Linked DNA regions of Mus musculus: region 1 is linked to region 2. A link is a loop called in an ENCODE intact Hi-C map of the cell type or tissue named here. Cell type or tissue: gastrocnemius. All regions are shown on one strand. Each heading gives the region's core, and the rest is flanking DNA. Links, peaks and the distances in the headings are about the cores only.

The links. A loop is a pair of places that touch in the nucleus more often than their neighbours do. Peaks named below come from ENCODE experiments on the same cell type or tissue, not always from the same donor. Only the 100,000 strongest peaks of a DNase experiment are listed, where the experiment ranks them.
Region 1: it touches region 2 in a loop (2.1-fold over the local background); 5 of 42 quality-filtered maps call a loop at or near these places.

The regions. Positions count from the first base shown.
Region 1 is chr12:117,846,853-117,857,268 of GRCm38, forward strand. The region is part of intron 1 of Cdca7l (cell division cycle associated 7 like); the gene reads left to right. Among named protein-coding and RNA genes, the nearest start is that of Cdca7l, 8.2 kb to the left of the region's middle. In gastrocnemius, for the core only: a CTCF peak has its summit at 6,711 (motif pointing left); a DNase peak (open chromatin) is centred at 6,705.
Region 2 is chr12:117,399,073-117,409,488 of GRCm38, forward strand. No RefSeq gene overlaps it. Among named protein-coding and RNA genes, the nearest start is that of Gm31482, 62 kb to the right of the region's middle. In gastrocnemius, for the core only: a CTCF peak has its summit at 4,637 (motif pointing right); a DNase peak (open chromatin) is centred at 4,645; H3K27ac peaks cover 484 bases.

The DNA.
Region 1 (10,416 bases), core at 5,173-7,672, 450 kb after region 2:
TGGACCTCTTCCTGCTGCAGCCCAGCGAAGCCCCTCAGGGCATCCTTCAGTCACTTTCTTTTCTGAGGCATACTGTGCCAGGTTCCTAAAGTGAGAGGTTATTTTCTCCCTGAAGTTCTGTGAAGTAGGTTGGTTCCACCAGCTGGGATTGTGTCTCCAGAACCACTGTCTGGCCCTTGCTATTGGGGCCAGGATGCACTTACTATGACCTGAAGAGGCTGGAAATCTTTGCTTATGTTGTGGTGTCACCTGCGTCTAGATAGGCTAATGTCACATCACAACACGGGTCAAGGATACAGGGATGCTGTAACAACATAAAGTGACCATAGGGGCTGTGGGGATTTCCTCAGTCCTGGACCAGAGTAGCTTGGTGCTGTCAGGGATCTGATGGGTGCAAGCACCTCCTCTGTCTGACTTTTTTTTTGGGGGGGAGGGGAACATCGAAGGAGGTTTGCGGGGGGGGGGGGGGTGTCTCACCAGGTTATACTTTATCAGTGTTGGTTTGGGAATACACGATCCACACAGCTTTTCATGGGAACATTTACATAGTTTTAATACGATGAATGTGATACAGTAAATGAAGCGTATCTTTAGGGCCCTGAGTTCTGCCCACCCTACTCTCTGGGCCTCATTTTCCTGAGTTTCAATCCAGTGTTCTTCCACTCAATAAACCCATAGTTGTCTGATTGATATATATGTATATGTATGTATGTATATATATATATGTGTGTGTGTGTGTGTGTGTGTGTGTGTATATATATATATATATATATATATATATATATATTTTTTTTTTTTTTTGGTTTTTCGAGACAGGGTTTCTCTTTATAGCTCTGGCTGTCCTGGAGCTCACTTTGGCTGGCCTCGAACTCAGAAATCCGCCTGCCTCTGCCTCCCAAGTGCTGGGATTAACTGATTGATATTTTAACGCTGCTTCTCTCTTTAGTACCATCAGTCCTAGGTTTCTGAAGAGCCCAGAGGCCATTAGTTTCAAAGGCTGTATATATGTGGTATTACATGTGTATTTTATGTATTTTCTGCTGACAAAAAACATGTTTCCAAGTCAGTACAGTGTGTGCCTTTCGGCTTGTGTTCGTGTCCCACTTAAACATTGTATTAAATGCATTTTGGGTGATTAGATGTGTATGCATGTTGTATGTCCCCAGGAAACAACTCTCAAGCAACGTGTGGTGACCCCATGTGTTGTTCCTTCAAATTCCACGTATGCCAGAAAATTGGCATTAGAGAAACCACATGAGTCAACTAAATTATGGGATGGATGTTCCTGATTCTCCGTCTGTAGGATCCTTTGGCAGACATACCCCATTGTCCTCTGTTTGCTGAAGGAAAGCAGTTTTTGCTGAACATCCAAGGCTCCTGAAAACTCTGCTGTAGTAGTGACTCGTGCTATCCAGAATTTTAAGAGCCTCCAGTAACAAGTTGGATAGGTAGTTAGTTGTCCTAGAGATCTAACTGTTTCGTGCAGGTGGACCACAGTGCTATAAGAGGCTGTCAGGCAGTCGGCTAGGTGATCCAGATGTTGTTTCTTTCAATAATAATCTTCCTTATAGTTTTTTTTAAATGTATCTTTCTTTGACGTTAGATATCTAGATGACAAACATAAAACTTTGCCCATTTTTATAAAGAGCTTTCGAAGAGATTGAAAATCAGGTATTTCTATGCTGTTTGCAATGAGTGGGTGTGGTCTGTAAAACCACACCAAGATTCATGTAACAATATTCACCTTTTGGTTTTGAGTTGCTTCAATAAACTTGAAGAAATAGGCATAACATCCCCGAGGCCTGCACTTGGGCCGACTGGGGTTGCTGGGTGTGGGAATGAAGTCTCTGGAGTTGTGGTCCCTGCAGATTATATCTGTTTTCTCCTGGAATGGTCTCCCTAGGCCATCCATCCTAAGAGGCAGTATGTTTGTCCTACCCCGCAGCTGGATGCCTTTCCTTCAAGAGGATGCAGAACGGATCCGTGCAGAAGGAGAGCACATTGCATGTTGGGCCTGTTGGCCTAAATTTTGAAGTGGTCTCAGCCCCTGCTGGAGACCTCCCAGCCACTATTATGAGGGCCTCAAAGTTATCCCGAGGGTAACAGGTAACCCCACAATCCAGCTCATGTGGCTAGTGAGTGGAGGGGCTCACCCCAGGCACAAGTTGAATATTTGTCAAACTGAAAAGAAAAAGGTGGTTGAGGGCTAAGTAGAGTGGTTGGATATGTGAATGGCTGGGTGGGTTATGGCTGGTTAGATATATGAGTGGCTGTGTGGATTGTGACTGGTTGGATATGTGAATGGATGCATGGGTTATGACTGGTTGGATATGTGAATGGCTGGGTGGGTTATGGCTGGTTAGATATATGAGTGGCTGTGTGGATTGTGACTGGTTGGATATATGAATGGATGCATGGGTTATGACTGGTTGGATATATGAATGGCTGGGTGGGTTATGGCTGGTTGGATATATGAATGGCTGTGTGGATTGTGACTGGTTGGATATGTGAATGGATGCATGGGTTATGACTGGTTGGATATATGAATGGCTGGGTGGGTTATGGCTGGTTGGATATATGAATGGCTGTGTGGATTGTGACTGGTTGGATATATGAATGGATGCATGGGTTATGACTGGTTGGATATGTGAATGGATGCATGGGTTATGACTGGTTGGATATGTGAATGGCTGGGTGGGTTATGACTGGTTGGATATATGAATGGATGCATGGGTTATGACTGGTTGGATATGTGAATGGATGCATGGGTTATGACTGGTTGGATATGTGAATGGCTGGGTGGGTTATGGCTGGTTGGATATTCCTAGCAACCTTAGGTTTTTCTGTTGAGCTGATGTAGTTCCAGTTCATGTCTGTCCCAAAGGCTTCAGGGTATCAGCCCTCACACTGAAGCTTTCTCATAAACCTCCAGGTTTCACTTTCAAAGTTTTGTGTTATTTTGCAGTTTACCCCAGGATGTGTGTGCTTGAATGTATACCTGTGTTATTAATTTTTAATTTGAAAGCACATTTCTGGGAATAAGTTCTTCCTATTGTATCCTGTCTGTGGTGCTGACGTAGAATTGCTGTGTGTAAAATTCTGGTGTCATTTACAATAAACCCTGAAATAGGAAAAGACAGCTTGGTAGGACATGGTAGTGTGGACTGCCTGTAATCCTAGAAGTGGAGAAACTGAGGCAGAAGGCCCAGTAATTCCTCTCTTAACACACTCCCCACCTCTAGAAAAAAAAAAAGGTGGGGAGGGGAAAGATAGTTCTATCCCATTTCCCTTCCTCACAGTTTGCTTTTCTTGGAAACTTCTCAACCAAAGGACATTAAATAGAGAGGAAATCAGACTTTTCCTGATCCTGAAATCCCCTAAGGGTTTTTAATGCAAAATGTCTAGTGTTCTTATTTTGGTTTAAAAGGGAGAATTAAGAAGAAATAATGTGTGTTTAATATGTTTAATAATGTTATTCTTTTTTCCCTCCTAGCAACTGACCCAGACATTTTTTTTCCTTTCAGGAAGGTGGGCTTTTGCTTTTTGTTCTTTTAATTTGTTTGTTTTTGTTATTGTTGTTTTAAAACAAGGTAGTTACCGCTTAGTTTCCCTCTTCCTCTATGGCAGAGCCCTTTGCCTGATTGTAGCACCAGCTCCTGCCCACTGCGAGCTGCAGGCTCTTAGCTAGAGACGGTCTGTGTCCTGATGACCTTTCCTTGAACTGAGTGGTCGTCATTAGGATTTTAGTGAGTGCCATTCATTCAGGCACAATGCCAAGAGCCTAGTGGAGTCAGCCGCCTGCATGCTACTCCATAGGTGACTGGGCTCACTTTGTTTAGTGACATTGTTCTTAGTAGGGTGCAAGTATGTCATGAGATTCACTCGGAATGGCTTTCTGCAGCCCAGCCGTTTGAAGAGCTGGCCCAAGTTGTCCTCTTGAGTGGGCCTGGGACAATGGTGGTGATCCCGCTGCCGACCGCATCTGGCGAGTGTGTAGGCAGCAGTGGATACAAACCAGATTGCTGCTTATGGGAGGCTTCCTGGTCCCTGCCCCTGCATGCCACCTTCTCTGGGACTTCTAGGCCTAATTTCTATGTATCAGACCACATTAACCTTATCTAATCATGGTCTCTCACCCTGACACATATGACCCTGTTTACCATTCTTGTTGGCTGCATGAACCTGGGAGGGTGGGGCCTAAAAGTGAGGCAATAGCCAGCTTTATTCAGAACATTATACAGTTTATGCTTGGAGGGTTAAGAGAAATTGCATGAGTAAGGTGTTCAATCACAAGGACAAGCAAAAAACAAACAAAAAACAAAAAAACCCCAAACTTTATATAGAGACATAGCCATAACAACAGCTGAAGTAAATTCACTCCTATCCCATATTCCTGGAAGAGGCACAAAAATCACATCCAAGAACAGTTCTGTGTTTTGAAGAAACTCAGGTCTCAGGTTTTCTCACAAGCACCCAGAGTTCTCCCATGACTGCATTCTTGGGCCGTATTCCAACATGACCTCTTCTTTGTTATTTTTCAAATCTCAACACACTTCCCAGTACATAGTAGATGCTTAATAAACAGGTGCTGACTGGCTGTCTCATGTGTGTATAGTGCCTTCTATTTCCAGAATGCTCGCCTTTCTGATCCAGTGTGGAAGGCACCAGGCCTCACCTCTTGTGTTTAGGGCTTTTTCCTTCAGGATTCTGCTTTGCTGGCTCTTTGAAACAAGCAAAGGATATTTACTTTGCCTCTGGTAGTGAACTATGAGAAGAAGCATCATGTATGTGTCCCTCTAGGTGGGATTCCTTAAATGCCATCATGTGATCATGGTACGTCATCCCTCTGCCCTGGCACCTGCAGGCCTTGTCAGGTGATCTGGTGTTAGAGGGGCCTGCAACAGAGCCTCTAGCTGGCTGGTGATGAATGAGAAACCATTTTTATTGTCAGCCTCTGGTAGAGGTATGAGTGTGTTTGATGTTCCGGTGTTTTTCAGTGATGGGCTTCGGAAGCGCTCTGTGGTAGTCATCCGAGTGACCTGGGGTCAGGATGGCCTATGAGAGCATATGTGTTTCTTTAACAGTGTCCCCTAGAAGCAAGTCATTTGTTCTGTTCAGACGCCAGTAGCAACTTAATGAAGTCACTGAGAGCAGCTGACCAGGTTGGTAATCAAGATTCATAGTCCGTGGGTGTGCTTCCCATCCTGGCTGCTGACCTCCCGGGCAGGGGAATTAAGCCAGCACTTCCCAAGTGGTTGGTTTGGTTGCTTCCTAGGTTATCTGCCAGAATTCCAGTTCACTGGCTATCAAATAGATCATCAGAGCCTAGAGGGTACCTGTGTGAACTGTCCCCTGATAGAACTAACTTCCTTCCTTTCTTCCTTCCTTTCTTTCTTTTTTTAAGACACTGGTAAAATACACAGAACTAAAAATGAGCTATGTCAGTCTGTTTGTTTTCTCAAGACAGGCTCTTGCTATGTAGTTCATGCTGGCCTGGAACTCACTGTGTAGTTGAGGCTGGCTTTGAACACTCCATACTCTAGCTGTGGCTTTTAAAGTTCCTGAGCTTACAGGTGTGCAGCAGGGGTGCATATGTGCATGTGGCATATGTATGTATGTATGTATGTGCATGTCTGTGTACTTAAAAAAAAGTTGACATCTGGTTTGCTCAATCTCTACCCTGTTTCTTGAGACAGTCTCACCTAGCTCATTTATGTCTAGACTGCTTGCTCAGGAAGTGCCGGGCATCCTCCTGCTTCGACTGACTGATCCATCTCCCCAGCTCCTATTTAACCATTTTAAAGCATGTAGATAAGAACATTTATGTTGTTTTAAACAGGCTTTCTCCTGAACCTTCTGGCATTCTCGGCTGAAGCTCTGTGTTTCCAGTGCCTTTCCTCTAGAGCCCCTTTCCCCCATGCCTTTCTCCTTCTCTGATATTTGACTATTCTGGGTATGTAGTGAAGTGGTACCATTCAGTATTTTACTGTTGTAACTGGAATATTTCACTAGGGGTAATGTTTAATATGTTCATATGTGTAATACTTGTATCAGACCTTTTACTTATTTTTATTTTTTTATTTTTTTGAGAAAGGCTCCCACTGCATAGTATTGGCTTGATACTCATAAACCTGACAGGCTTCAAACTCAGGCTGCCTGCCTCTGCCTCCTGAGTGCTGGGATTAGAGACCTCTTTCCTGCCATGCTTGGCATGCCCATCTCTATAAGAGATCACTACGAGTCATCTCCCATTTCTTAGTGGGAGTTTTTGTAGTCATTGAGTTCTACTTCTAGGTGTTATGTATCAGATCATATAATTTCCCCGTAGCTGCCTTTGCACCGTTTAGGACTTGTCTTTTGTAAATAAATTTTTTAATATATGTGCTGTCAAAGCGAGCACAGAAGATTTTTATACAGGTCAGAAGGTCATGGGTCAATCTTCAGCACCAGACAACAGGCGAAAGCTTTTAGTAAAGTCTAGTTTCCTGTGTCATTAATCCCCTGGTTTCTTCTAAGAGCCTCATAGACAAGGGTAGCTCATATTTAGTTTAGTTTAGTTTTGTTTTAATCTACGTTGAATTATCTTCTGTGGGTGGTTTAAGAGTCCAGCTTTATACTGTCTGGTGTAGGAACGTCCTTCCTGCCAGTAAGTGCTAGGATGCTTCTTCATTTCCCATCGGTCTCAGTCCATGCCAGCGCCATCTGCTGGGCTCCAGGAACATTGCAGTATGGGCTGAAGTCAGCAAGGGGGATTCCACAGCATCTTTTAAGTGGGGCTTTTCTATTTTGCCACGAATATTGCTGAAGTTTGGATGGGCTTTGTGTAAAATCTGCAGGTAGCTTTGAGCAATACAGGGTTCTCGGGGATGCTGTTTCTGATCCACCGACAGAGGAGGTGTGTATTTCCTGTGCCGCCTCTAAGTGTTCAGGTGTGTTTTGTAGTTGGGGTATTTGTAAGACTTCTGCCTCATTGCTTACGTCTGTTTTTTATGTCTTTGTAAGTGGAATTGTTTTGTGATTTCCTTGTCAGACCATTGATTGTTAGTGGCAGAAACACTGAAGTAGTAATTACTCTTTGACTTTATGTCCTGGAACATTACACACTGTATCTGCTAGTGCTGGTTGCTCTTCTGTGGACTGACTCTCTCTCTCTTTCTCTCTCTCTCTCTCTCTCTCTCTCTCACACACACACACACACACACACACACACTGCATCCTAACAGATGTGTCTTCCTTCTTCCATCCCCACCCAGATGTCCTTTATTTTGCTGTTTTTCTTGTCTGACATTTCCTTGAGAAATAAATGTCGTTTTTGTTTTGTTTTTTGTTTTTAATTTACCTTTGAGTGTAAATGTGGGTTTTAATGTGTTGGGTCAATCCCCTCTGTTATTGCTGACCCCCCCCACCCCGAGAAAGGGCAGTGAGTTTTTTCTGATGCCTTTTTTGCATTAGCTGTGTATTGGCCTCTTCCCCTTAGTTTCAGAATAATGCATTTAAATTTCGTATGTTAGCTGTTTTGCTTTGCAGCAACCTACCTCGATTGGTCTAGCGTGCATCTTTCTGCTGTTTTGCTGATTCCATTTGCAGGCGTCGTGGTGTATGTGAAGGTGTTGGGGTGTGTGAAGGTGTCCTGAGGGTATAAAGACTCTTGACCAGTCTTTATCTGACTTAGGTGCCGGGTAGCAGCCCCACGGGAGGAGTCAGGGGTGTTCTTTCCCTTTCAGTTTCTTTGGGAGAGTTTGGGGGCTGGCATTGATCATTGAACATTTCACAGAGTTCACTGCAGAAACTGCCATCGCCTGGCATTATTTTGGGGGACAGTTTGGATTACTGATCAAATCCTTAGTAGCTATAGGCCTGTTCAAATCTTTTGGCTATATGTTACCAGAAATGTATCCATTCCATCTGTGTGAGCATGCCATCAGCTGGAGGTCCCCTGAATTCTTTGTTTTTAAAACCTCAGTAAACTTAATATCCCCACTTTTATTTCCCGATTTAGTGGTTGGAGATTTCTCTGTGTTCTCAAGTCCGCGCACCAGAAGGCTTGTTAGTATTTGAAAAACCAACTTTGTTTTGTCTCTTACTCTCTGTTGTGATTTTTATCTCCTGTTTCGTGCCGGCTGTAATCTTTAGTAGTTCCTTCTGTTGGCTTTGAGTCTACTTTGTTGTGTGTTTTTCTGGTTTATTAATGTGTGGAGTTAATGGTCTCCCTTTAGTTTGTGCATTTACAGCTGTGCCTGTCCCTGACGCACAGCATTTGCTGCGTGCATGGTTTAGGGTGTGCTTGTTTCAAGGCACAGGATGGTGAGTAATGCTTACCCAAAATGCCTCAGGCCAAAAGCATCGATTTCATTGGGTATTTTCTTGCTTGTATGTGATAAGATATGTTTGGCGTGGAACTTGAGTCAGAACACAAAACTGAAGTGTCTTGTATGTGCCTTCTGCATATAGGCAGAATGTAATTTTCTTCAAAGTTTTAAATAACATCATGTATTCATAAAACTGTCATGTAATTACATGATACTTTCCCATTCATGACACCATGTGGCACTCAACAAAGTTTGAATTTGAAGTATTTCAGGTTTTGGATTTTTGAGATCAAGTGTCCAGCTTGTATTTCTTCATGTCTCTTGTGCTTTCTTCTCTGCCCCATTTGGGGCTGCTTGGGAGAATATGTGACTTTTGTATACCTGTGGTCTTGCCCGGTTTCCTGCTTCCGATTCCCACTTTAATCCTATTGGTTAGAAAAGACAGTTTGTACGGTGTTAGTTATTTAAAATGTATCATACTTATTAATAGTCTAGCATGTGGTTCGGTCTGGATAATGGATAATTTTATGTGTAAACTTGAGAAAAATATCTGCTGTTGAGTTAAGTGCCTCTGCCTTCAGTTTGGCTTACAGTTGTTGTTCAGTCCCTCTGCTTTCTTCTGGGCTGTGTACTATTCCATCCTTGTTTAAGGTGAGGTCTTGATGTCTACATCTGCATCTGTTACCATGGGGAATTGTTCCTCCCTTTTGTACACAGTGTTTGCTTCCTGTTTTTGGAGCTTTTATTTTAGAGCATGTATTGAAATTGTTATATTGTCTGGGTGAGTTGACTGTCTTGTTCGACTGTCTTGTTCACACTATCCCTGTAAGCTTTGTATATTATATCTATAATGTCTGACTGTAGCTACTCCCTCTCCTTTGCACTTCAAAACCTTTTCTGTCCTTTACTTTCAACATGTTTGTGTCTCTAGATTTGATGTGAGTCTTCTAATTAGCATTTAGTTGTATCATTAATTACACTAAAAAACAACAACAACAACAACCCCATTTTGCTGGGCTGGTGCTTAAAGCCAGGCATTGAAGCAGCGTACTAGCTAAGTGTTCTGCTACTGAACTGTATCACCAGCATTCTTTTTATTTTGAGAAAGGGTCTGGTTACTTGCTAGTGTGTAAGGCTTGAGATCTTCTGGCCTCAGCCTCTGGAGCATCTGAGATTGTGGACGTGCTACCAGGCCCTGTGTGTCTTTCACGTATGTCTTCTGTGTCTCTTACTTCGTGAGATGGCGTTCTCACCACGTAGCCCAGGCTCACCCTGCATGAGCTCTTGAGTGCTGGACTATGGATGTGCCTCAGCACTCTTGGCTCCTTACAGCCTTTCCATCTTCCCTTCCTTCCTGCTTTCTTTATGTTGATTTCTGGGTGATGACCCATTTTTAATCTGGTCACACTTTTTCAGTGCCTTCTGTCGATGTTTAGTGTGGTGCTGACCACGATAAATAACGCCCTGTATTGCAATAGTTTAATAATAACATCACTAATAAAATCTGCCCAGTGAATTTCCATTCTCTAGCCTATGTTGTCAACATTATAAAGGACATTCTTATTATTGATTCAAAAGTTTTCTAGTCCTATAGTTAATAAAACCAGCTAGAACCGGATTACAATACTACCTGCACGCGTTTCCATCTTTCCGAAGTGCTGTGTGGTTTTTGTATGGCTGAGTTGCTGTTACTTTTCTTTCAGTGTGAAGGATTTGATCTTCGATGAGTTCTAGTTGCTAATACTAGTGACAGTGAACTAGTTCAAATTTGATACCTGAAAATATGTTAGTTCCCATTCATTTTTGAAGGTTAGTCGTCCCCCCCCCCCCCCCCGCCAATACAGTATTTTTGTTAGACAGGGTTTCTGTCTGTCTGTTTGTCTGTCTGAACACACCCTGTGTGTTAAGTTTCTTTATCATTAGTTTTCAGCAGTTATACAGTGTCTCCGTTTATGTTTCTCCATTCATCCCGGTTGAGACTGGGCATGTAGCTCAGTGGTGGAGCACGAGCCTATCAGGTGAGCCGTCTGGGCTCAGTCCAGGACTGTAGGAGGAAAGACGTGAGAGCAGATGTATTCTGTGTGGAGGGCATTGTGCGTCATGTGTT
Region 2 (10,416 bases), core at 3,474-5,973:
AGAGCAAGGGGACAAGGTTGAGTTATGGGAAATTTGGGTTTCAGAGTTCTCAACCTAGCCTGCTAGTGTCTCCATTCTTTCCCTTAGAATCCCACTGCTTTCCTGGTAGTGCCTTACTGAGTGTGCTAAGTTTTGTCTTGTTTTTAAAGCAGTGATGGTATTGACTTTGTCATAATAGCAGGTACCTAGTATACATAATTCAAGCACAATAGAAAGATACAATGTAATGTGTCATTCCATGACAAAAAGATACAATGTAATGCAGATTGTGTGGCTTAGAACAGCAAGAATTGTCTCTGAGGCATCTTTGAAGTCTGAAATCAAGAGCATCAGGGTTGGTTACTCATACACATATGCATACGTGTGTGTGTGTGTGTGTGTGTGTGTGTGTGTGTGTGTGTGTGTGTGTGTGTGTGCGAGTGTGCATGTGTGTGTGTGATGGTGTCATGTATCTTTTGAAGAATTCGGTTACCAAAAATCAAATCTTCCCCTGACTGTCTATATCACTTCATGCTAAAGGGAAGAGAGATCAACTCTGGGTTCAGGACTGAAGAATAAAATGGGGCCCCGGACCTTCAAGACTCTTCAAATACATGCAACCAATTCTAGACAAAGTCACTCAGTAAATGTTATGGTGAGTCTGGATTTTATTTTCTTTACTATAGTTAGACTGGGTTCGTAGCTTTGTGAGCTTCAGCTAAGTTGCCTCACTTCTGTGAGCCTCTGTTTCCCCACCTGTCCAATGGATATTAACACTTATCCAACACAAAGATGCTGCTGTTATCATCTAAGAGGCTGTAGAAATTAACAGGTGTCATTTTCTTCTCAAACAAGTCACTTTCTAGTTGCCTTTCCTTGATGTAACTATAGTGTGTGTGTGTGTGTGTGTGTCCATGTTCTCTGTGTGTGACTCTATGTCTTTGTCTCTGTCTCTCCTCCCTCTGTGTCTGTGCTGTGTGTCCCTCTCTTTCGCTATCAATCTCTGTCTCCTGTCTCTCTGTCTCTCTATGACTCTGTCTTCTCTCATGTCTTCACACACATAGAGGGGGATATATATATATATATATATATATATATATATATATACACACATATATATATACATATATATATATATATTATGTATACAAGTAGTCTATTTGCATGTATGCATGCATGCCAGAAGAGGGCATCAGATCACATTATAGATGGTTGTGAGCCACCATATGGTTGTTGGGAATTGAACTCAGGACATCTGGAAGAACAGCCAGTGCTCTTAACCTCTGAGCCATCTGTCCAGCCCCCTTAAGATTATCTTATTTTATGTATATCAGTATTCTATCTGCATGTACACCTGTATGCCAGAAGAGGGCATCAGATCACATTATAGGTGGTTGCGAGCTACTCTGTGGTTACTAGGAATTGAACTCAAGACCTACTGAGCCTTCTATCTCTTTAGCCTGGTTGCTCCTTTTGGAGGCAGAACCTTTTTCAGATCTGTCTCCTCACTTCTAGAAGTTGGCTGGTAATCTTTCATATTATTCAGGTTATTGATGAATTGTCCCAGCCCCTGTCCTCATGTTTGTTTGCATGGTGTTCTGTGCTGACACCCATTTCTGTTTCTCAGTTACCCCTTTCCAGAGAGCTCAAAATACCTTCATATTAATTTAGTGACTTACAAATGCCCTATTTCCCAGGAATGGCATAGTTATAGGTACAAGAACTTAAGACTTACATTTCTTCTTGGAAAATATAATTCAGTGCATAAGTATATTGCAGACTTCAGCGTATCAGCAGTTTATTGATGAGCTGACACTGTCATAGTGCTAGGAAGAATCAACTTAATTTAGTATATTTGTGTGTAATACTTTGGCTGTATTGTATTCTCCTAAAACTAGTTACTAAACACTGACTGGGCTCCAGATAAGAATCATGGATAGAAGATAAAAAGTTCTTCCAACATTGACTACCCCGGGCCCTTGAGTGCCCAAGGCCTGTGAACCAAACTGGCAGATTCAAAGGATATAACTCCAAACCCTGGGAGCTAAGACCCCATCACTTCATGCTTTGGAAGCTGGAGACTTGAAGCTCTAAGTACTATAACTGAATTTGTTATTCTGGGTGGCTATTGTAACCCTAACACTGGCAGCTAAGAACCAAGGCAGCAGACAGCAGCTAGCAGTGGAAGGTGGTGCCTGTCTGTACTCAGACCTACAGCAACAAGTGTTACAGCTTTCTGGAGCTAAGAGCCCAGCCCTTAGTCCAGAGTTCTGAAAGCACTAAACACTAGGATTTGTTAGATCCTTGGAATTATCCCATCAACTGGAGCCCACCATTGTCTTCTCTGGCTCTTCCTATTCTTTGGTCTGTCTTCAGCCTGGGCTTTCTGGCTTCACTCTTCTCTACTTCTCCCATAATCTGTTGTATCCGGTTCCTGAGGAGTACAAAAGAGGGTGTCAGATTCCCTAAAACTGGAGTTACAGACAGTTGTGGGCAGCCATGTAAATGCTAAGAATTGAACCCAGGTCCTCTGAAAGAGCAATCAGAGCCATCTCTCCAGCCCCTCGAGTGCCCTCTTACCATGACTATAATTCAGCTGATGCTCTCACTGTCTTCTCTTGTGTTGCCCCATCAGCACATGCTACTAACAAAAAGTAGGCGGGAAAGATACTTTGTAGAAGCCTTTTATTGGCCTAATGTTGCAATTGTTGGGAGACACAGGAGGCTGTCTTCCAGTGAACTCCTAAAGTGAGCTGAATAGCCCACTTACACAGCTAGAAATGGAGTACCCAGAGTGTTGGCTCCAATCACAGACTAGTGATTCAGGCAAATTAAAGACCCTATTTGAACTAATCATGGGTCTTCTGTGGGGCCCCTTGGAGGAGTGCTCCTCTACCCTGGACTGGGGCAAAAAAGTCAGAGTCACATAGAGTGCACAGAGTCTGTGATGTTAAAGTAGCTGGTGCCTGCTGCCCAAACAGCAGTGGCTGATTCCAATGTAGCTTCCTCAAGAAGTCAAACAAGAGTTAAAAGTGCTGGTAGCTTTTCACATAAGGCTTCTGAGGCATGGGGGTGGGGAAGGGTATAACAGCTGTTAACCAGGGAGTAGAACCCAGAGCCAAATCTTAGCTTATATAAGGAGAAATTGAAATTAAAAGGAAAGAGTAAAAGCTAACAGTGTCTGGTACTCTGCTGATCCTGAGATTGGCAAGAAAGAAAGGATCAGATCCACAATTGTCCAAATTAGAGTAAGCTGTATTTGAGTGCACCTGGGACTTGCCAGCCTTGTCTCCCCATAAATTGAGGCACCCACTCCTCTTGAAGTTCCTTTTATAAGAAAGACGAGGTATTCACAGGGGAGAGAGGTTAGGTAGTTATTCATTGTTTAAAAAAGATACAATTTAAGAGAAGAAACACACCATTGCATACACTAGCAAGATTTTATTGAAAGGACGCAGATGTAGCTGTCTCTTGTGAGACTATGCCGGGGCCCAGCAAACACAGAAGTGGATGCTCACAGTCAGCTAATGGATGGATCATAGGGCTCCCAATGGAGGAGCTAGAGAAAGTAGCCAAGGAGCTAAAGGGATCTGCAACCCTATAGGTGGAACAACATTATGAGCTAACCAGTACCCCGGAGCTCTTGACTCTAGCTGCATATATATCAAAAGATGGCCTAGTCGGCCATCACTGGAAAGAGAGGCCCATTGGACTTGCAAACTTTATATGCCCCAGTACAGGAGAATACCAGGGCCAAAAAGGGGGAGTGGGTGGGCAGGGGAGTGGGGGTGGGTGGATATGGGGGACTTTTGGTATAGCATTGGAAATGTAAATGAGTTAAATACCTAATAAAAAATGGAAAAAAAAAAAAAAAAAGAGAAGAAACAAAGGCAAGGGTAGATACCTCGAGAATGGGGTCACAAGCAGTTTACATCAGACCTGACCTACAGGAACTTACTCTTTTTTTGTTTTGCTTTGCTTTGCTTTGCTTTGCTTTGCTTTGCTTTGCTTTGCTTTGCTTTGCTTTGCTTTGCTTTGCTTTGCTTTGCTTTGTTTTGTTTTTGGAGACAGGGTTTCTCTGTATTATAGCCCTGGCTATCCTGGAACTCACTTTATAGACCAGGCTGGCCTCAACTCAGAAATCCGCTTGCCTCTGCCTCCCGAGTGCTGGGATTAAAGACGTGTACCACCACGCCCGGCTTCAGGAACTTACTCTTAATTACAAGTAGAAAACTTATTTAGCAAGGACTTAACTCAGGGCAAACCGACTTAGCTAAGATTTAGCATCAACAAACAGAAACTTCTTTTTAACTAACACAACCCTTAACCTGCAAAGTATATTTTCTGTTTTAATCTCCCATCAACCTGTGAGGCATTCGTTCCTGTTCTATTCTTATATAACAATGTTTAAACCCTGCCCCCCTGTCACAGGAGAGGTGGGTCCCTCTGGTCCAAGAATGCTATACTGAGTATATGTAAGTAGCTAAGAAAACGCCTTATCTGCTTTTTCTGTGTTAAAAATAAAATCCCCAATGTCACCTTGGACGATTACAGGGGAGTGCAGCACTTGGTTTCTGTGGAATCTGCAGGGAACTGCTGGGAGGGTGAGAGCCACAGTCTTCTCCTTGTCAGGTTTGAGGCAGTTGTGAACAGCAGATGTCGCTATTGCCTGCTGCAATTGTTCATGCTCAACAAAAACATCCTGGGCAAAAGGAAGGCAGACATGCAACGGAGAAGCCTCATTCAAGCTGGCAACGGTTCACCTCATTCTCTAAACCCATTCTCTAAACTTTCATCTACTTGCAATTTTTCCACTGCAAAATGTGAAGCTGTCTTGGCTTGTTGCTGGTCTTGAGTCTCTTCACAATCTTCCTCATTCTGCTGTGTGCTGACCCAGAAGACAGCTGATAAGGATCCAATGAGTCAGAAATTAGGGGCAGAGCCTGTGGAGATGAAGTCTGTATTTCCCTGTGTCTAGGATGCTTCAGTCAACGTCAGTCTTCTCTTGGGGGCACTATTGGAGCCGCATCTATATGGATGTGGCTCCCCTGAAGTCATGGCCAGGCCTTCAAAGAAGGACTAGTCTTCTCCTTTTATTGGAACTAAGTTCCAAATTCCCCACTGGGTCTGCATTTCAAGGCTGAATTTCTCTTTTTAAAAGAAGGATCTCCTGTGACAGTAGAAAGAAAAAAAGGGGAGGTGTAGTTATTCAAATGCCCCCTGTTCCCACTGTCCTGCACTTAGCCTCTGGGTTGGCAAGAGTGCTTGTCCTTGTGAGGCCTGACAGATGGGAGGGAGTCACACCCTAAAGGCCATGGCTCAGATAATAAAGTCCCCTCGCTTTTTTTTCCTCCCCCATCAGACAATCGTGGACAAGCAAGGGGAAATCTGAGAACTTTCTCAACTAGGGGAAGGATGGGTGGGACCAGAAGAGGAAATGGCACTGGTTTGGATGAGGAACAGAACCTCAAAAGTCAATATACAGGGCAGCACCTGGAGGGAAGAGGAGGAAGGGCCAGGCAGAAGGGAAGCCAGGGTCAAGGACAGCAGTCTGGCCACCTGTTTCAGATGTGGGTGGAGGCACTCGCAGCTACAGCAGTTTCTGTGGCGGCTTGGTAGCAGATCATCTGTTCTCATAAACTGATTAGGCACATGCCATTGCCAGGGGAGGTGGCCCAGGTCAGCCCTGACGTAAGTTACTCACATAGATAAAGTTATTCATAGGATTTTCTCAGTTTTACACTTGTTCTACCTATATATTTCTCCCTTTGAAAAATATTATGTTGTGAATGCACAGCAAAATGTGCTCTGGTTTGTGTGCCTTTCTAAGTGTTTAAAAAAAAATACCATGTGACTGAGGAGCCCTCATATCAAACTGGACCTGCCATCAACACAACCTTGGGAAGCTCTGCGTGTAAGTTCAGATTTAGGTCCCTCAGAGCAGGATCACGCCCTCATGTTTGAGTTCAGTGGCCAAGAAACAAGTAATAGTCAATTAGTAGATAGTGATTATCCGTGAGACTTCCATCCTCACCTGTGTAGAAAGACAGTCTACATAGGTAAGACAGATGTCATCTACCTCTGTACGAAGCAGCCTTTAAGATGGAGGGAAGAGCCTTCCAGAATCTGCCTGGGAAAGCTAAGCAGGTGTAAGGATAGGATGCTCTCTGTTGCTGAGGATCTCGTGTGAGCCTGCAAACAGACACCCATAGAGGAAGTACAAATAGCCATTGACTAGAGAGAAATGTTGGTGCCCACTGAGAGAGGGAGAGTGCCCACTTGCCTTGACCGGATGCACTCTGAATGAGAGTGGACAGAGGAGTCATGATGGTTAATGCAAGGCAGAACCCTAGGAGAACAGGGTCAAATGAAAACTGGCTAGGTCTTGAGCAAGGGTGTGTGTTGAATTGAAAATAACTGACTGGATACCTGAGAGACTGGGAGAGGGGGACTGTGAACACCCTAGGGGTCCAGCACCAGAGGTAGCAGGCAACTCCCTGGGACAGGTCTGAGAGGGTTCTTCTGAGAGTAAGCATCCCAGAGGGGAAGCTTAAGCTTTGAGAGATGATAATGAGAACCAAAGAACCTTCTGTCCTATACCAGAGAGTAGAAGCAGGTGACAGGCTCAGGTCACCATGCTAAGTGAACTCAAAAGGGGCAGAAACAAGGCAAGGTCCTTGGGGCCTGGTTTGGGACACATCTCTTCAACCACTCCATCTCCCTGTCCCTTCCATTTTGCTGAAAGGCTAGGCATGGTTGCTACCACTGCCCAGGTACAGGGACACCCCACAGTGGCAACAGTGTGCCAGCCCCTTTCCAGTTAGATTTCCTAAGCAGACATTAGAAATTAGAATATCCCGTAGAGGTGTTTTATTTAGGGTTTCTATTGCTGTGATAAGCACCATGACCAAAGCAACTTGGGGTGGAATGGGTTTATTTGGTTTACACTTCCACATCGTAGTCCATCATTGAAGGGAGTCAGGGCAGGAACTCACACAAGGCACAGGAGCTGATACAGAGGCCATGGTGCTGCTTATTAGCTCCTTCCTCCCCCACAATTTGCTCAACTTGCTTTCTTATAGAACCCAGGACCCAGCCCAGGGTGATACTGTTAAGAATTCCTCTAGGCTTTGCCCAACAGTTGCCTAGCAACAGCTGCCTGCCAGGTATGCACCAGGAGCAAGGAGCCTGGCATATAAGAAGACCACTCATTACCAAGCTCTATCTCTCTGTCTTTCCATCTTTCTATGTGCCCATGTCTCTCTATGTCTCTCTGTGTGTATGTCTCTCTCTCCATCTACTCCTCCCTCCTCTTCCTATATGTCTCCGACTAGCCTCTTCCCCTCTTTCTATACTCCCCTCTCCTCTCTCTTTCTGTCCTTCTCTGTCCCCCTTTCCCTGCCTCTACCCATTTCCAGGTCCTTGATCTGCTCCCTAACTCCCTTCCCCCAATAAACTTCCTTTTGCACTAGGCCTGTCGCATGGCTGATTCCTCAAGGAGAACACTTTGGCCGGGGCCATACGACCCACGTTATAATTCATAACAGTAACAAAATTACAATTATGAAGTAGCAATGGAAGTAATTTTATGGTTGGGGATCAGCACAACATGAAGAGCTGTATTAAAAGGGTCACAGCATTAAGATTTGATACCACGACTGCCTTATAGTCTTGCCTTCGGTCAGATCTTATGGGGGCATCTTCTCAATAGGAGTGCCTTTTTAATCTGTATCCAAACCAGACTGCCCAGAGGATGACCTAAGCTTCATCCCCTTGTACTTTAGTTGGCTTCGGGTACACTCTCAAGACTTAGACAAACCACGGAGGTTATCGTGTTGTACTTCAGTAGGTACAGCAGGCTCTTGAGTGATACACATGCTGAGTTATTACTCTACTGCTCTGCTTCGTCCTGGTCCTGGAACCGTGGCTCTCAGAGTGAGCTGGGAAACCTCAAAAGTGTAACTCTCAGATCCCTTTTGAATCAGAACTCTGGGGATGGGGCAAAGCAACCTTCTTAACTAGGGTGGTTGGTGGATGAGTCACTTCCGCTCTAAGACTAAGAACGTGCGGGAGAGGACAACTGTCAAGAGGTGTAGTGGTGGTGTTAATTCTTTTAGAATATGCTGAGGACGGGAACTCACTCAGAGCCTATCAAATTCCTCTTATGAGTAGTTCCTACCCCTCTCCCTTTTATGCTTCAATGGTTGGGGAGAAAGTAAAGGTGTTTTGTGTCCCCTTATCCTCACATAGAACGAAAATACACAGACACAGGGACAGACAACTCTGGTGACTGCAGCATGTGAGATGATTTTTCTCCAAATGCCTGGTTGAGCAGGGTTCACTGTGATCCTTCTCCTCCATGGTGGGTACTGAATTGATTAGCAGTTCTCCTTGGGAAAACAAGAGCCCTGAGTCTATCAGGAGGACCCTTTGGTCACCGAGGATTCCTACATGTAGTCTTATTCCAGTAATCTTTCTTGACCCCAGTGAGAGTGAAAGAACGATGCCACTGGTAGACCAAAGCCAGGATGGTTTCCAAACGCCTTCCATCCTGGGTCCAGTTTGTATTCTTGATTTATACTCTAAACTCACAAGATGGAGCAGGGAGGGCAAGTAACAGGAGCTGACATGTCATTCATCAGGTTGTTAAGGGCAACGACCATTGTCTCAGCTATTTCTCCCGATCATTCAGATCCAGGTACCGATGAAGCTATGCAGAACAAGCAGTGCTTTTAATAAATTGCTAAGTAAATCAACAAATCTGTGTGTAATAATTGGTTGTTTCTTCCTTATTCTCCTTCAGTCACTTCCGGATAAGCTGGTGCTGCTTTAGGTCTCCTCAATTTTTTTTTTTAAGTTAGAAGGCGGGGGTGATGTAAGCAGTACATTGGTGAGAGACTGAACAGCAGTGAGGGTCACCCCTCCTGAGTCTAGTTTATCTTTCAACTTTTCTTCTTCTTCTTCTTCTTCTTCTTCTTCTTCTTCTTCTTCTTCTTCTTCTTCTTCTTCTTCTTCTTCTTCTTCTTCTTCTTCTTTCCCTTCCCCTTCCCCTTCCCCTTCTCCCCTCCCTCTTTGTCTCTCTGTCTCTGTCTCTCTATTTTAATCTTGAAGAAACTGGTAATAGAGGACTTAAAAAAACCAAAGTGTTGGGGCTGGCTGGTAAAGATGTTGGAGAGGGGCCTCCTCTCAGCTGATTGCCCCTTGCCTTCCTGACCTCTCTTCTGGGCATGGTGGATATCCTGTTCAGCACTTCCTGCAGAATTCCTGGTGTTTCCACAAGCAAGTAGATTTTCAGAAAGCTGAGTTATTTCACAGCAGGACACTCAGGACCTTCACAAAGAGGAGCCCCTGGGAAGCTCCAAAGACAGCTTGCCATTTTCAAACTCTGAGCCCAGAAGTCACTTCCAAAGAGCATGATCAACCATACAGCTTTAGCTCTGGCTGGTGATAGCCAACAATGTCAGGGGTAGGGAGGGTGCCTGAGATTCTGAGATGACACCATCACCTGGACAGGGGCAAAGTTATCCCTTTCCTGCTAGCTGAATGTGTTACAAGCTTAGCTATGAGACCTCTCCTAAAATGCATGTCTTAAAGGCTTCATCCCCCGCACAGTGTTGAGAGATAGAGCTTTTAGCAAGTGATTGGATCACTCAGGCTTTGACTTAATCAATAGATTAATCAGCTGACATATACATGATCTGATGCTATTTGAAAGGAGTGGGTCATTTACTGGCAGCATGCCTGTAAAGGATATCCCTTGTCCCTGGTCCCTTCACACTCTCTGCTTCCTGGCTGCCATGAAGTGAACTGTCCTGTTACCCTCGTGCTTCCTAAAGTAATGTTCTGTGTCATCACAGCCCAGGGACAATGGTTCTATGTGACCATGGCCTGAAATCTCAACAACCATGAACCTTCCTTGAGGTTGTTGCTTCCTAGGCATTGTGTCGTTGTGACAAGAAATGATCTGTGTGATGCAGGTTGATGACTCCGGCCCTGACGGTTTCCATCCATTTCTAGCTTCCTACTGGACTTTTTGTGGCCCAAGCTCGAGCTTGAATAAAGAGACCCTAGTATGGTCGCATCGGAGTTGGCTCTTTGCTGGTCTTTTGCGATAAACAGGCACAACAGGAGCATCTCTGTTAGGTACCTCCTAGCAGCCAGAGGTTGGCCAGTAAGAAGGATTTTTGAGAGGGTATTGTGCTGCTTGCAGCCACCCAGTCTCTCCCCTGGAGAGTTGCCCTTGGTCTAGTGGGATCAACCTCACTTGCTTATAAGCAGCCCCCTCCTCCTAATCCAGAGCACACTGGCCAATAACTGAACTGCATGAGAGCATGGGGGCACTAGTCCTCAGGTTCATCTATCACTCACTATGGCTCAGACAAAAGCCAGGCTCATTCCTTGAGGTAGGTTAGTAATTCCTGTGCCAAATATTATTAT